Regions from separate parts of the Homo sapiens genome. Here region 1 is linked to region 2. A link is a contact called in ENCODE Hi-C data. All regions are on one chromosome and are shown on one strand. Each heading gives the region's core, a stretch centred on a gene start or an enhancer-like site at or near the end of the contact. The rest is flanking DNA. Distances are from core to core; before and after follow the strand shown. Region 1 holds the start of LINC01560 (long intergenic non-protein coding RNA 1560). Region 2 holds the start of OTUD5 (OTU deubiquitinase 5).

Evidence for each region. A loop is a pair of places that touch in the nucleus more often than their neighbours do. Pooled maps may share reads with other maps.
Region 1: a pooled map shows a loop between it and region 2 (15-fold over the local background). The contact joins the promoter of LINC01560 here to the promoter of OTUD5 in region 2. A Hi-C loop is called at or near these places in 6 of 50 pooled maps.

The regions. Positions count from the first base shown.
Region 1 is chrX:47,480,508-47,484,584 of GRCh38, reverse strand. It overlaps LINC01560 (long intergenic non-protein coding RNA 1560), which reads right to left and starts at 1,869. Exons shown (of 1, transcript NR_126059.1): 1 at 1-1,869. ZNF41 (zinc finger protein 41) reads left to right here and starts at 1,363. Exons shown (of 5, transcript NM_001324144.2): 1 at 1,363-1,490. RefSeq lists a silencer at 1,349-1,638 and an enhancer at 1,629-1,928.
Region 2 is chrX:48,955,416-48,959,674 of GRCh38, reverse strand. It overlaps OTUD5 (OTU deubiquitinase 5), which reads left to right and starts at 2,068. Exons shown (of 9, transcript NM_001136157.2): 1 at 2,068-2,698. The coding sequence starts at 2,105. It also overlaps the pseudogene RNU6-722P. RefSeq lists an enhancer at 1,322-1,511 and silencers at 1,612-1,771, 1,972-2,021, 2,392-2,451.

The sequences.
Region 1 (4,077 bases), core at 620-3,119, 1.5 Mb after region 2:
GTACAGTGTAACTGACAGACTGTTAATATCCCTAATGTACAATGTAATTTGTACACTGTTTACAAATTGATACGAAAAGGAAAAATCACCCTAAAGAAAACTGGACAAAGGATATGAACATTTGCAAAAGAGAAAAGCCAAATGGCCAATAGACCAAAACAATCCTCAATTGCACAAAGTAGTCAGAAAAATACAAAATTAAAGACAGCATCAACATCCAGCGCTGGAGGGGATTTGCCTTAATGAACTTAATGATTTTGCTGGTAGGACTAGGAAACTTTATAATCTTTTGGGGGAAGGAATTTGGCTATATCTATTCAGTAATGAAACCTGCAGTTAATAATAAAACTTCAAAACATAGGAAGCAAAAATTGAATAGCACAAGGAAAACCTGCCAGTACAGTCTCTCTCTCTCCTCTCTCTCTTTCTCCCTGCCACATCACCCCCAGTTGACAAGCTGAAGGGAATTATCAGGAAACACACATTTTAAAAGGCCCAACGCACAAGCTTGAACCAATAGAGCCGCAGAGTACGATAAATCCAACAACTAGAAGATACAGTGTTTTCAATCAAGGCACAAAACCATTTTTGAAAGCTGGCCTCGTACTTGAGCCTTAAGGCAAGTTTCATCAAATTTCAAACTCAACGTTCTTGGGCCACAAGGCAAATGGGCTTAGAAATCACTAACACAGGGATTAACTTCTTGTTCGTTTGCGGAAATGCAAAATGGTGTTAAGACCTGTAACATTTTCTGCAGTCCCTCTAAATTCCTTCTTTGAATAATCGATTCCTAGAACAGGACGCGACGGACCAAGCTGGGTCAAACTGCCGACAGCTCCATTGGGCAGCATGTCCACCCCTGATGACCAAATCCCACCAAACGTGCAGCTGGCACTCGGCCGCCTTTGTTTCCTTCCCCTAGAATAAAACTCCGCTGCTTTCCCACGTTCCTGGAGCAGCAGCCGGAATAAAGCGCCCATGGCCTTGCCCTTTGAGTCTCGGAGGATGTTTGCCACTCCAACAATGGACTTTTAAATAATTCAGGGGTCAAAAGGCGTGTGTGGGGGGGGGAGAAAAGTTACAAATCAGCACTTGAAACCGAACACAAACAAAAATCAAACAAATCCGAACTAATATAACAAATCAAAACTTTGATCTTTAGAAGAAAACTTCAACCTTAATGCTTCCAGGAGGAAAGCAGAAAGGATAATGACTGAATTGTGAAAACGAGCCAAAATGTTCCACCACTGATGTCACACACACCTATGACTCCCTGCACAGATCCACGGTCCCGGGCGCTGAATCCCCGCAACCCTCTGCGCCCACAGAGGTTAAACTCTCGCTGCTGGCGACTTCCGCTTCCTGGCCTAAATCTGACACGCACGACTCCCCCCGCGGCAACTGCACAGGTTCGGTGACAGCCGAGACGCCGAGTGTTTCCCGCAGCCGGCCGGGGTCCAGGTCGGAAATGTAGCCAGTGGGGCCGCCAGGTGGGCTCCAGACGCGGTGGGCGCGGGGTCCCGGCCGCCGCGGGAGAGGGGTCGCCGCGTCCCACAGAGCAGTGCGGCGGCAGGGGCGGGGGCGGGTGCGTCTCGCGACCTGCTCCTGGGGGTGGGGGCTGGGCGATATTTAAAGAGGCGGAGGCTCCCCGGTAGGGACGGCCTGAGGCCGAGGGCACCCTGAGGGCGGAAGAGGCAAAGCGCCTCGCCCGCCGGGGCCTCGGAGGTGACTAACTCCTAGAGGCTGCGGCGGAGGGGAGAAGCCTGGTGGTACATTCCATGGCCCAGTGCCTCGGCCACTGGAAAATCCCACAGGGGTATATCGAGTAGGGGACCGCGGGCTCCGCGGCAGAAATGACCGCCCTTCCAAGATGGCGGCTCCCGTAGAGACACTCCCAAGGAGACAGCCATGTTCCTTGCCTGAGAGTCACTGAAGGAAATTGGAAAGCCCGCCTCTCCTTCGACGCACACGCGCACGCGCACGCACGCACCGGCGCGGTGTAAGGGCACCCACCAGGTGTAATTGTGGGCGAGCGGCCGCTTCGGAGCTGACACTAAGCATGTGCAGATCAAGTCCAGAAGCGCCGGGGTTCCTCGAAGCAGTTTTCAGGACTTAAGGCTCTGGGAGTGAGTTTAACAGACGGACTTAGGGCCACTTAAGCATTGAGATAAATATGGAGATGTTATGACATGGATCAAGCATTAAGATAATTATGGGGATGTTATGACATGGATTTTGTACTCGAAGATGCTCAGTAGGATGAGTAAGGAGGCTTCTCTGGGGTCATTTATAGGGAGGTGCAGAATGAGTGATTGGGGTTTGTGGGTGAGTGATGGGTCACTAGAGAAAGTTGATGGGTAGCCTGTGGGATGAGTGTTGGGGACACCGGAGTGAATAATAAGGGGGTCTGTGGGGTGAGTGATACAGGGTCTCTAGGGTGAGTGATAAGGTATATGTGAGATGAGTGATGAGAAGTCCGTGGGGGTAAGAAAGGGCTGTGCGGGGTGACTACTGGAGGTCTGTGAGGTGTGGGATGGGGTTTATTGGGTGATTGACCAAGGTTCCTGCTGGGTGAGTGATGCGTTTCTTTGGGACTAGTGATGGGGGGCTGTGGAATCAGATATGCAGCTTCCTGGGGTCAGTGATAGGTGGTCTTTAGGTCTGAGATGAGGTTATTTCAAAACCTACTTTTGACTTTGTTGGTCCTCCTGTATCTTTGTTTCTCTGTCATTAATATCTGCCCTTAACTTCGTTATTTCTTTTCTGTTTTTTAATTTTGTTCTCATTTTTAAAGTCCTGAATTTAATGCTTATCTTACTATCCAGTCATTTTATTTTATAATATAAACATTCAGTTTATAAATTTTTCTCTAAGAACACTTTAGCTCCGTGTCACATGTTTTGTTGTGGTTGCTGCTGTTCGGTTTTATTTTGTTTTGAGACAGGGTCTCACTCTGTCGCCCAGAGATGGAGTGCAGTGGCACGATCATGGCTCACTGCAGCCTCAACCTCCTGTGCTCAGTCGATCCTCCCAACTTAGCCTCCCAAGTAGCTGGAACTATAGGCATGTGCTGCCACACCCACTAATTTTTTATTTTGTGTAGACACGGGGTCTCACTATGTTGCCCAGGCTGATTTTTGTTTTAAAGATACAAGAATCTCTCTCTGTTGCCTAGGCTGGAGTGCAGTGAAACCATCATGGCTCATTGCAGCCTCAACCTCCTAGGCTCAAGTGACCCTCCCACCTCAGCCTCCCAAGTTGCTAGGACTACAGGCAGGCTTGCCCAGCTAATTTTTAAATTTTTTGTAGAGATTGGGGTCTTGCTATGTTGCCCAGGCTGGTCTTGAACTCCTTGGCCTCAAGCAATCCTCAAGTAGTCCTCCCACCTCATCCTCCCAAAGTGCTGGAACTACAGGCGTGAGCATCTGACCCACAAGTTTTGATATGTAGCATCTCCACTATAGTTTCCTTCTAATGTTTTCTAATTGCAGTTGCAATGTTCACTCTTACCACTGGGTTATTTAGATATGAGATTTTGATTTCCCAAAACGTTGACATTTTTGTTATTGATTTCTAAATTGTGGTTAGAGGCTGTCACCTGAGTGATCATTACGTGCAGGAATGATGCTTTTAAGTTCAATACATACCACCAAACTACTTTCCAAAACTTTTGTAAAATTGGAACTCCCACCAGCAACATATGAGAAGGCTTCTTCCAAAATCCTGTTCCACATTGGATTTTTTTTTAATTTACCCCATTCTGAGGGCCAAACACAAGGGTATCTAGTTTGCCTTGATGTGCGTTTTCCTGACAACTAGTGACTGAACATTATTTCATTCTTATTGGCCATTGAAATATATATTTAAACTTTTTCATATCCTTTGCCCTTTTTTTCCTTTAGGTGGTTTGTCTTTCTTACTAATTTGTGAATATTAACCTATATTGTAACTATATTTCCTCTATCTCTATATTTTGACTTTGAAAGGTGTCTTCACATTTGATTTTTAAAAAATCATCTATTAAGATATATCTGCCTTTTTCCTTTACAGGTTCTGAGTGTCTTGTCTTGCCTAGTG
Region 2 (4,259 bases), core at 819-3,318:
ATGGTCTCTTTCAGTCAACCTGTTGTATGGTTTGTCTCCTAAGACTGGAAGTGAACTCCAAATACCTTCTTGGTTCATCAGCTCATCTGAACCCCATAACCATTCCCTGAGGTAGTCTGGGCAGGTATTATCATTCCTGTTTTACACATGGGTAATCTCAAAAGTGACACAATGACTTGCTCAAGGTCATACAGTTGGTAATGGTCCATCTGTGCCTGGAACTGAGGTCTTTCTGGCTCCAAAGCCTGGGATCCTTCCACTGCACCACCATGCAGACTACTTTATTGAACACTTCCTATGTGCTGGGCACAGCACCAGGCCCTTCACAAGCATTAATCTCTGATCCTCGGATTAGAATTATTGCCAATTTATAGAATAGAAATTAAGGATGGGTGCTCACTTCGCACCACATATACTAAAATTAGAACGATACAGAGATTAGCATGGCACTATGCGAAAGGATGACACGCAAATACGTGAAGCGTTCTATAAAAAAGTAAACAACAACAACAAAAATTGAGGACGGGGTGGGTTTTAAATGACTGACAAAGATCACTCAGACAGGAAGGGCAGAGCTAGGATTAGCGTGTAGCTCTCCAGCTACTCAATAGCAGGGATTCTGCCAACCCCATTTTGAGACGCTGACTGGTGACAGAGCTTTCATAAACCTCGATCGACCCAAGCAAACTCAGTTTTAGAAAAAGGCTGGGCTTGGCCAGGCGCGGTGACTAACGCCTGTAATCCCAGCACTCTGGGAAGCCGAGGCGGGAGGATCGCTTGAGCCCGGGAGCTGGAGATCAGCCTGGGCAACATAGTGAGACTTTGTCCCTACAAAAAAGTGAAAAAAAAATTAGCCGGTCGTAGTGGTGCGCGCCTGTGGTCCCAGCTATTCGGGAGGCTGAGGCGGGAGGATCGCTTGAACCTGGGAGTTGGAGTTTGCAGTGAGCTATGATCGCGCCACTGCATTCCAACCTGGGCGACAGAGTGAGACCCCTGTCTCAATTAGGAAAAAAAAAAAAAAAAAAAAAAAAAAAGGCTGGGCCGCGCCTGCGCACTAGCCATAGGGGCGGGGAGGTCAACGCGAGGCCGAGAGTGCTGTGGTGCCAGAGAAGGCGTGTCTGTTTCCCAAACAACCACTGTCCCCACGGCGCCTGTCTGTCCCAAGGTTGGTCGGTATGCCGCGAGTGACGGCGTCTCTTAACCAATCACCGCAGAACTCAGGCTGTTGCCGGGGCGAAGCGGTGTCCGCCTCCCCCGGAAGGGTATTTGTAGGTGGGTGGGACCGGAAGTGACGCTACAGGGGCCAGCTATGCTCCCGGGAGTGTTGATGTTTTCCAGTCATTCCGGCTGACAGCGTTCAAGTTGGAATCCTGGAGGGGAGGTGTTTTTCCTGTCGTACGTGGGACAGGCCACGCTGTCCGTCCGCAGTACCGACGCCTGCAGGTCAGAGCTTCGGGGAGAAAAGTGAAGAGCAAGACGGAACTGACGGGGAGAAAGGCTGGGAACCAGGGTGTCGACTTTGACTGAAATTTGAGACGGAGGGCACCGGAGGGCGAGCACTCGCCTGTGATTGGCCCGTGGGCGTCGTCGAGGTCCCACGCAGCTGCTCAATTGGTTGGTGTTGCAATTGTTGTGGCGGCGGCGGCGGCGATTTTGCCCACGTACTTCCGAGTAAGGGGCGGGGCTGTGCCCTGGCGCGCGTGCGCAGCGCCCCGGGGCCCCACCCGGTAGTGCAAGAACCTGCGAGGGGGCGGAGCGAAGAGGTGCTTGTTTTGGTTCTGTTTCCTTTGAAGCAGAAGGCCGGAACAAGCGTAGCAATAAACTTGCTGGACTTGGAGAGAAGGCTAAGACAAACTCGCCGCACTGCCTTCATCTTGGACTTTACATCCGGGTTCTCCTCTCGGCGTGACCCGCGCGCCGCCACCGCCGCCGCCGCCGCCGCCGCCTCCTCCGCCGCCGAGGGTTCTCGAACCGGTGCCGCGATCCCTTTATCCGGGTCTCGCCGTTCCCGTCGTGCCTCGCGCACTACACTAGCCCCCTCATCCGGGTTCTCTCCCGGCGTGCCCCGCGCCGGGTTTGTTGGGGGGTACTCGGCAGTGCAGCCATGACTATACTCCCCAAAAAGAAGCCGCCGCCTCCCGACGCCGACCCCGCCAACGAGCCGCCGCCGCCCGGGCCGATGCCCCCGGCGCCGCGGCGCGGCGGAGGTGTGGGCGTGGGCGGCGGCGGCACGGGCGTGGGCGGCGGCGATCGCGACCGTGACTCCGGCGTCGTGGGGGCCCGTCCGCGAGCTTCGCCACCGCCTCAAGGCCCGCTACCAGGACCGCCGGGCGCTCTTCATCGCTGGGCGCTGGCCGTGCCGCCTGGTGCAGTGGCGGGTCCCCGGCCACAACAGGCTTCTCCACCTCCTTGCGGGGGCCCAGGTGGTCCCGGCGGCGGTCCCGGCGACGCGCTGGGCGCAGCGGCGGCGGGTGTGGGTGCCGCGGGCGTGGTGGTGGGTGTGGGTGGTGCCGTAGGCGTGGGCGGCTGCTGCTCCGGGCCTGGGCACAGCAAGCGGCGACGTCAAGCTCCCGGGGTTGGCGCGGTTGGCGGGGGCAGTCCCGAGCGTGAGGAGGTCGGCGCAGGCTACAACAGTGAGGACGAGTATGAGGCGGCTGCAGCACGCATCGAGGCTATGGACCCTGCCACTGTCGAGCAGGTAAGAGCTGTGGGGTGAGGGGTGAGCGGCCACGGCAGATGGGACCCCCAGACTGTGAAGGGACTCAAGGAAGGCTGTTTGAGATCGCCCCAAGGGATCTAGGCGTTTTCACTGGGCCTGACAGTCTTCTCTGGCGGTAGGGATGTGAGACACCTTCTTTCCTCCCCTCCAGGATTTTGGGGCTAGAGGCCTACGGTAAGGTGTCAGACTTAAAGATCCGAGGTCTCTTTTAAGGTCTATAGTCGTCATTCCAGTCCCTGGGACCTCATCATATAGGGCCAATAGGTGGGAATTCTCCAAGAGATACAGGTAGGATCGCGCCCCTCTTGAGTAGGAGTCTCAGGTCTCCCAAGAGACTTAGGTATGTGTTCAGTGGCTTAAGAGCTCTTTTCCTCTGGGATAGAAGTTTGAGATTCCCCTTCCAGGAAAGTCAAATAAGGTGGAGACCTCGGAGATCGGGGCTGAACATCCCCAAGGAGCCTAAGCCCTTTCAAGAGTCTGAGACACTCTGCATATAGGACAATCCTCTCCCGCTTCGCTGGGTAACACTGCACAGGACCACTGAATAGCCAGACCTGAGACCTCAAGGGTCCTAAGTCTGTCTTCAGGGGCCTGAGAGTCCTGCTTCTAGAATCAAGGTCCTGACACACACACACACACACACGCCCCCTTTAAGGATAGGGATCTTCTAAGCTTTTTCCAGGGATGTAAGACTTTTCACAGGGAGATATGATTCCCTTGCCCTTGGGGACAGGGACCAAAACCAACACCCAATGACCAGCAGCTTTACTTATCTCCTTTCTGAGTGACAAAGGTCTGCATTTCCTATCAGTGGCCTGAGACCTACCTCTTGGGAGACAAGGGCCTGAACCGCTTCAGGATCTTAAGCTTCTTGTAAGAAGAGATGGGCCCTCAGCACCCCCACCAGGGGCCTGAACCTTTCTTCAGGAAAATGAGACTCACAGCGTTGGATCCTAGGGCCTAAGATCCACCTGCTTATGGACTGAGGTTTTTAGAGACCGAGTCTGAGGCCTCTTCAGGGGCCTGGTGTCCTGCTGCAAAGGTCTCAGACAAGGTGAAGTCTTTAGGAGATCCTTCTTCTCAAGGCTGGTGTCTGAGTGGTTTTGGGGATCTGAGACTCCCCACCCCACGAGCATATGTGACCCTTTTACCCCAATTATAAGGAACTGAAACATACCTTGGGGATACAGTATCCCATTTTCCCCTCTGTAACAGGGGTTTGAGGCCCTCCCACCTTGGGCCTAAGCTTTTTGTCAGGGACATACGACCCATGCCTTGGGAACTTGAGCCTGAGACGACTACTCAGGGGACATGGGCAACATGGGATCCCAGAGATGATGTCTGGGGCCTCCCTACAGATCTTTGCCTACTTTTAAGGGCCTGAGACCCACTCTGCCAAGGACACTTGAGCTTTCCTTCAGGGACAGGAGACTCATACATACCTTGGTGACTTGTGTGTCTAGAGGTAAGGTCTGAGCTTCCTCCTCAAGGAACTTAAGATGTACACCTGAGAAACAGGAGGACTCCTCCCCCCAGACCT